Linked DNA regions of Homo sapiens: region 2 is linked to region 1. Evidence: chromatin contacts called from ENCODE Hi-C or POLR2A ChIA-PET data. All regions are on one chromosome and are shown on one strand. The core of a region is the stretch at or near the end of the contact, and the rest is flanking DNA. Distances in the headings are between cores, read along the strand shown. Region 1 overlaps ATP8A1 (ATPase phospholipid transporting 8A1). Region 2 has its middle 14 kb from the start of ATP8A1-DT.

The links. A loop is a pair of places that touch in the nucleus more often than their neighbours do. ChIA-PET counts read pairs that join two places held with the same protein, here RNA polymerase II (POLR2A). Pooled maps may share reads with other maps.
Region 2: a map of CD8-positive, alpha-beta T cell shows a loop between it and region 1 (3-fold over the local background). The contact joins two enhancer-like sites. A Hi-C loop is called at or near these places in 3 of 168 maps with a recorded cell type or tissue (CD4-positive, alpha-beta T cell, CD8-positive, alpha-beta T cell and natural killer cell) and 11 of 50 pooled maps. POLR2A ChIA-PET finds 5 or more read pairs at or near these places in 7 of 52 experiments (OCI-LY7, activated CD4-positive, alpha-beta T cell, activated CD8-positive, alpha-beta T cell and 3 more).

What each region holds. Positions count from the first base shown.
Region 1 is chr4:42,626,524-42,630,221 of GRCh38, reverse strand. It overlaps ATP8A1 (ATPase phospholipid transporting 8A1), which reads left to right. Exons shown (of 37, transcript NM_006095.2): 2 at 3,113-3,227. Among named protein-coding and RNA genes, the nearest start is that of ATP8A1, 29 kb to the left of the region's middle. RefSeq lists a silencer at 3,205-3,254. Within about 2 kb of position 1,866, at least 15 of the 41 ENCODE cell types and tissues checked have a DNase peak (open chromatin) inside an H3K27ac peak, as active enhancers do; they include CD8-positive, alpha-beta T cell and natural killer cell, where a contact is called at or near this core.
Region 2 is chr4:42,670,113-42,673,810 of GRCh38, reverse strand. No RefSeq gene overlaps it. Among named protein-coding and RNA genes, the nearest start is that of ATP8A1-DT, 14 kb to the right of the region's middle. Within about 2 kb of position 1,875, at least 2 of the 41 ENCODE cell types and tissues checked have a DNase peak (open chromatin) inside an H3K27ac peak, as active enhancers do; they include CD8-positive, alpha-beta T cell and natural killer cell, where a contact is called at or near this core.

The DNA.
Region 1 (3,698 bases), core at 617-3,116:
AAGGATTCTCCTATTTTGATTGCCTTTGTCACCATTCTAATAGCTCAGCTTAGGCATTGCCCAGGTATGCACATGTAGCTCTTTATGTGGTTATTATAGCTGATGAAGGTGGTGATATGCAGAGGAAATAAAAAAATGAAATCATAAAATAGAATTATCTGGTGCATATTGAATAACTTTCAATTTTGAATGTAGCAAATGTGTTTTCACCTTTAACCCAGAGCTGTGAGATCAAAATTGCTACCTACCTTCCTCAAAGTGTTGGTTCATTAATCAAATGGAAGAGTCCGTTTCTCTTTACATGGAAAGAGTCTGGATTGACAGGTTACTTACGTTAAGTCCAGACCTAAGTTGCCCATTTCTGCAATGTAAGATGATTGCATTGAAGAGTTTAATTATAATGGTTACAAACTCTCACTTCCAAATTAGCAAAAATGCTAGTCTTTTTCCCAGGTACCTTCATCAGAATATTCCTGAGGATCTCTGAGGTCAAGTATGTTCACTGAGATATTTCTGAGAACCTCTGAGGTTGCTGTGCCTGTTTACTGCTAGCTTGCTGTCACCTGCTAGGAGTAAACAGAATTGGATACATAACAGAAGGTGATACCTGCAATCTCTGGCCTTCAAACATTCTGGGAGTGGGCTTCAGGTGCCTGATGGCTCTCCATGTCACTGCTGAGGAGACAGGGGAGAGGTGCCTACCAGCTCCACTGGCTGAGAGCCTCACTCCCTGCTTTCAGTGCAGATCTCCCTTCCTCAGTATCACACCTGGTCAGGGCACAACAGAGCGAAGCGTTCTGCATACATTCAGCTTCATGTACAATATCTTTCCAAAGCTTTTCTGTAATGCCTGGGTAAAGAAAGCCTATGTTGTCTGTGAAATCCTGTGCTCAGAGCCATCCAGTCTCTTCGATGGTCCTACCCCTGGCAACAGTTTACAGTTTAGATTTTCCCCTTCATTTTGGTGAGTTTTCTCTTTAAAGATCCCTTATTATCTGACCTAGGTTGGGCCCCTACTAATCCATTAGGATTGTTTTAATTACTCTGATTCCCACATAAGGGATGGGGTTAATTCCAGTCCCTTTAGTTCAAGGAAAATCCTTTGCCCCACAGAAATTCTTGAATACAAGTTAATATCTGAGGGGGAGATGCAGTATCCAATTGCTTTCAGTGGATAGCAATATCCAGTGCTCTCCCAGCAGCGTTTGAGACCTCAATGTAAGTAGGTGTGTCTGGATGGAGTAACACCCAGTTCCTCAGCTAAGGACATCCAAGGGCGGGGCCCTCAAAAGTCCCATTACATAAAGTAGATACAACACTCAAAAGTCCATTATATAAAGTAAATACAACACAACCTGAGAACATCAGCTCAGAGTGGAGTGAAGAGCTGGTTTTTTTGAGGCTCTCTCTCTAATCCAGAGGCGGGGAACAGCACACTCTGGTCTTCATGCTACCACGAAGGAAGACCTAATAAAGGACTCAATTTTTTTTAAAGATTGATCTCCCTCTATTCAATAACCCATGTGTGAAATTTCAATTATACAAAACTAGAGGGAAAAGTATGTGTTTAGAACATGGTGTAGGGAAACACTGTGAGCAAAGCTGCTGATTGGGTCTGAAACTGCAAAATGGGTGTGACAGAATCTACTCGGAGCCATGTGACCTCCAGGGTGATAAGGATACAATGTGCCTCTCACCCTGTGCCCCTCCTACTTGGAAAGCTTTCAGTGGTTGGCTGCCAAGCAGAGCGCAGGGTCCTCTGGGACCTGGCCTGCGTGCTTCCTCAGCGTGGTTTCTCGTCCGCCTTCTGTCTGTGCTCCAGCAGCACTGCCCTGTTTGCTCTCCCCTGCACACATGACACCGTTTCTCACACCCCAGTCCCTGTGCTCATGCTTCTCACCTTTGTAGAACACCTCAGTGATTTTCTGGTTTCATACTATAACAAACCCCACAGGCCAGCTTTTCACATAGTTGTTACCAGCACTTGGCCAACAGTTGTTTTTTCATCAGTGGGTGGAGCAGCTTTTCTTGCCCCCAAAAAACAGTCAACCACTCATTTTTCATTGGGTATATGTATTCGGCAAACATTGGGTACCTGCTGTTTGTTGGCACTGGTGTTGAGAAGATGAATAACACACCCTCTATGGCCCTAGGGAGTTCCCATTCTGGTAGGGGGAACCTGACTCAGGCAGCAACAAAACCTTCTGGTAAGTGTTTTGCTGAAGAGTGGGGAGGTTCAGAGGGCTGTGGAAACCCAAAGACGTTTTACCTAACTTGAACATCATAGAACACTTCAGAAGAAACCACATGTCAGCAGGTCTTATGGGAGGAGTTGGCATTGGCTAGGCAGAAAAGAGAAGAAAAATGGGTTTTGGAGATACAGTACTGTTGTCACCCCTTTGATTTTTCACTAGAAGACACAAAAAGCTGTTTAAAATACTATCTGTTGATATTCTGTTCTAGAACTTGTATGTATTTTTTAAAGTGTTTGTCAACATTGCAACAAAGTACCCAGTTGAATGTATCCTGTTGTTTCAATGATTATGAGATGACTTGAAGTGCTCTTGAGAAATTTAAAGTTCGTTTGTGAACATGAATTCTAACTGGAGAAAAAAATAGGTGATGATAGTGAGTTGGATCATTGTTGCAGTTCTCTATTTAAACCTTACTATTTATCTTTTCTTCTGTCTTCATCTGGGAAAAAACCCAGAAAAGTATTAAATGCATATGCTTTAATTTTTGACTATATTTTAAATTACCTTGTTAGTTTTACCTAAAACTGTAATTTAAACCAGTTTAAAATTAAGGTTTACTTCTGGGCATCTTTTTATATAGTGGAAGGAAAGAAGTTGAACACTTACGGGGGAAATGGAAAGTTGATGTTATGTCTTGTTTTTGATATGGCTCAGTTTTTACATGACTGTTAAATGCTGCCCTTTAAATCTAGTAGAAATGTTAAATATGGGGATGTTACTTTTTATTATAAAAGAAACAACAGTTAAGGGGAAGCAAGTAGCTTTTAACAGATTTCATATTCTAGACTAGTTATGAAATCTGTTTTTGGTCTGGACAATAAAACATTTCTTGTACAATAAGAAGATCTCTTTTTAAGGTTATGAGAAGACAGATGATGTTTCAGAGAAGACCTCACTGGCTGACCAGGAGGAAGTAAGGACTATTTTCATCAACCAGCCCCAGCTGACAAAATTCTGCAATAACCATGTCAGGTAAGAACTACCAAAGAATGCCATGAGACCAGCCAGCAGAGCAGAGCTGGTTAGGTCAAAATGAAAATGCTTGCAAAGAGCTTTCAGTGCAGTCAGTTAATATTTGAGAGCTCCCTGTTGGCAGTGTGAATAGGCTGTTTCCCCATCTTCTCTCCCATAGAGAAATATTCATAAGAATCTGGAAATAGCGAGGAGCAGAAAGAATAAGCACCCATCCTCTGCCGATGCTGCATAGATATTGAATAATGAAAGCTGCTTATGTGTAAATGCCTCTGTCCTAAACCTGTTAATAGAGCGATGCGTTACTGGTTTTGGTTAGCAAGTTTTAACATTTTAGAAGAGGTCTTTGCAATTCTGCACCAAGAATTCCTTCTGGTTATATAGTCTTTAAGTATTGGTTTTTGATAGTTGTGAAGTTTAGTATGGTGTGGAGGAATGGAGGGCTGTGCGAATTACTTCACTGCACTGTTG
Region 2 (3,698 bases), core at 626-3,125, 44 kb before region 1:
TCACTCCACAGATGAGGAAATTGAGGCACAAGGGGCTAAGTGCCTGAAGTTACGAAGGTAGAGAGTGATTAAATACAGACAATTTGCCTCAAAGTCTGTGTGCTTAACCACTGTGCTACATCATTTCTCAAAGTTAAAAACAAGTTTTGACATTTAAGGCATAGATTTCAATTGTCTAGAAAAATACACTTACATGGAACATTTCATTCTCCAAGAAATCAGAAAAAAATGAAATATTTTATTCTTATTTCTACTACATGCCCTCTCAGCATCTCTTCCATATGCATTAAATGCATCCAACTGATTCCAAAGAAAAGGTGGTAGCCTGAAAAGCAGGATGACTATTCCCTCTAAAATGGAAGAAGAAATAGAGCCAGGGAGAGCCAGTGAGAAATCCACAGGATGGGAAATTCATTGAGTTGCCCAGTTTCTCATTTTCTCAGTGCAAGGGCATTCCAGGATAACAGGACAAACTATTACCCTCTGGCAGCAGCAATATCTCTGCTATGTCTGAGTCAGATGCTCAGGCAGTTGAATGTACTATGGGGAAATAAGAACAGAGCTCAAGCGCGGCAGACTGCCTTGCTTTGAGTGGCACTCTAGGTGCCTGAGCAAACTGCCTGGATACCTATGACTGGATGAGAGGAAGTAGTTTCCTTGACCTTGCTTGATAGATTTTACTGGCATTTGTCAGGGCTTTTAAAACTTCTCAGTGTTTGAAACAAGAGAGTTTAGACTCCAAGACTGCAAAAAAGGAGGCAGTTTTTTAGACAGAAAGCTGCAAGACAGATCAATTTTACCCTTAACTCATTCAATCTCCAGTTTTTGAATACCTGCCAAGTTCTTTCAGCTTCTTCAAGGTGACCAATCCAAATAATTCACTCACTATTTCAACACTCTCAATTGCCAGTATTTTTAAGACATACAGTGTTGTGATAAGAAAAAAAGAAAAAGAAAACTCTCTCTATACTTCCCAATGCCAGAAAACAATCTAAAATGAAATTGAGAGAATGTGAGATTAGCTTTTCCTCTTATTATTTAAGATGAAATATTCACTGGACCAGGTTTTTGGCAGAATGGAAATTTCAATGTGTGCTTACTCCTCTCGTTAGCTCTTACTGAAAATGCCATCTCATTTCTCACACACGCTCCCTGAACATCTTAGCTAATATGTCTGGAAAAAGACATTCAAAAGGAAATATCTATATTTTACTCTATAATTTTTTCCACTGTCTACTCTGTAAAGAAAAACTAGAAACAATAAGATTTCCTGTAGGTCAGAGTAAAATGTTTCCTTTCACTATTGCTGTACATTTACACCAATCATAAGAGTTTTTCTCAATGAGAAAATTTTCTCCAGCTTTGATATCCAACTTGTGTGCAAAGAATCACTAAAAGTTAAATTACCTTGAGCTTCTCCTGGATATGTAACAATATGAAAGAACTAATATTAGTTTTCAAGTGTGATAATACTGGTTTTGTTATTTATCTGATCTCATGCAGGAACTAAGCTTCCCACATAACAGAAGAGGTATATATAAGGTCTACAGAACAAATTGCCTCAATGTCTTTTGTAACAAAGGTATGAGGTAAACTATGCCTTTGTATAGTTTACAAACTTTTTGTAAGTGTCATGAATTTAAAGGGAATATCTTCTTATTTTCCATCTTATAGAATTTCTTTTGGTAACCCCCAAAACTCTCAGTGAAGTACATTTCATGTAGTTTTTATGGCTGTGTTCTAGGTTGAAGAGATGAGGGAGCAATGGGAGCTGTGGCTTCCTCCCTCTGCCATCAACACTCTGCTAGTATGGGCAGTTGCCAGTGCAGACAGGGTTGCAGGCTTGGGCCAACAAAGATGTAAGGGTAGGTACCTGCAGCAGCACTGAGAATAACCAAGTAGACAAGTAAGACACCTTTAGGGGAAAGAAAAATTAAAAAGTAAAAGAAACAACAACAAAATTTTCGTTCCAAATACACAGAGTGAAATTACAATGTAAGACTGATTAACAATGTAAAACTAATCTCCCTACCAGATAACACTAATTACCAAAGGATAAATAGTAACCTTACAGTCGACAAACCTGTCAGTCCCATCTTAACCCAAGTGGTCAAAGTTAACATCAACAGGAAAGGGGTATTCACATCCTGTGCCTGTAGGATGCACTGACAGCAACGCAACATGACTTCCTGCCAAAGCCACGAGGTGACATCAGACAACCCCATACTGAGGGGTAGTGTACAAAACAAATGGCCTGTACTATTCAAAAAAGTCAATATCATGAAATTCAAAGGAAGACTGTTCCAAGTGAAAGAGATTAAAAGGACATGACAACTGAATGCAACACATGATCTAGAGAACATTATTGGAACAAAAGATAAAATCTGAAGAAGGTCTGTAAATGAGATAATAGTATTGTTTTAATATTAAATTCCTGATTTTAATCAGTGTGTTGTGGTTATGTAAGAGAATGTGCTTGCCTTAGGAAAACACACTTTGAAGTATTTAGGAGTAACAGGATTCATGCCAGCAACTTTCTCCCAAACAGTTCCGAAAAAACAATAGAGAGAAAGAAAGAGAGAAGAATAAAGCAAATACCGTATAGTAAAAATGTTCTTTGTTGGATCCTAGCAACTTTTCTGTAATCTGAAATTATGTCAAAATTCTAAAATTGAAATGCAAAACTTTAGGGTAAATATGATGTCACCACAAAAAATAGTTCACCCTGTTCACAGAGACTCTCCTTGAGGGCACATGCCAGTCTCTAGACTTGCTTCCCTGTCCTACTGTTCAATCATCTTTTCCCCACAAATGTTCTCACAGCTTCTCACTGCCAACCCCTTTCCCACTCCAGAAAACCCTTACCATCTTGAGACCAGTGCAATACACTGAACTCAATAAGCTAGTGCTCAGAGACTGGGTAATTATGACTAGAATGAAATAAACAGAGGGAGGGGGCTAGAGTGGATGAGGGTGGCATATTAAGAACCTGCCTGAGATGAGGTCCTTCCATTGGTGTGACATGTCTCACCATCCTTCCTGCTCAGTTAGAAAATAATTATTGTATCATTCTGGCATATCTCTTTTCTTGACACACACATGCAAAAGAACAAGGAATGATTTTTCAGAAACTACCAAATAGGTTCGTACTGAAGAGGAGATTGTTCTATAAAAATTGAATGATCTTCACACACTCCCTTTTCCAGCCAGGAGACAGCACTTTTTGTTACGAATGTTCATTCCAACTACTACTCTCATATTCATCCTCTAGTTTCCAAACACAGGGAGAGGCTTATTGGTGGGTAAGACAAATCTATCTCTTCAGGAAACAGAGCTGTCTGTCCTTGCTTAGCAAATTCTGGCCACCAAAAGACCCAAGGAAGCTCTGAAATTACAGATTTTCTATACCTTAGTCTAGATAAATATTTTAGGTTGGGTGTTCCCACAGGAATGCAGCAGGAGAGGACATCACCCTCCATCCATAATAACTGCTGGGGATGTTGGGAGTGGGCAGATATGGAGTGAGGATTTGGAGCTGCCAAGCTCCACCTTTCCTCTGGGTCTTTGTTCAACGTGGTCTCCTCTTCCTGGAATCCATCCCCAACCTTAGTGTTTACTGTCTATTCTCCCTTCCTAATACCTTTCCATTTTGCACTTTGTTTCCACCCAGTTGCTGTCACCCTCATTCAGGCTGTAAG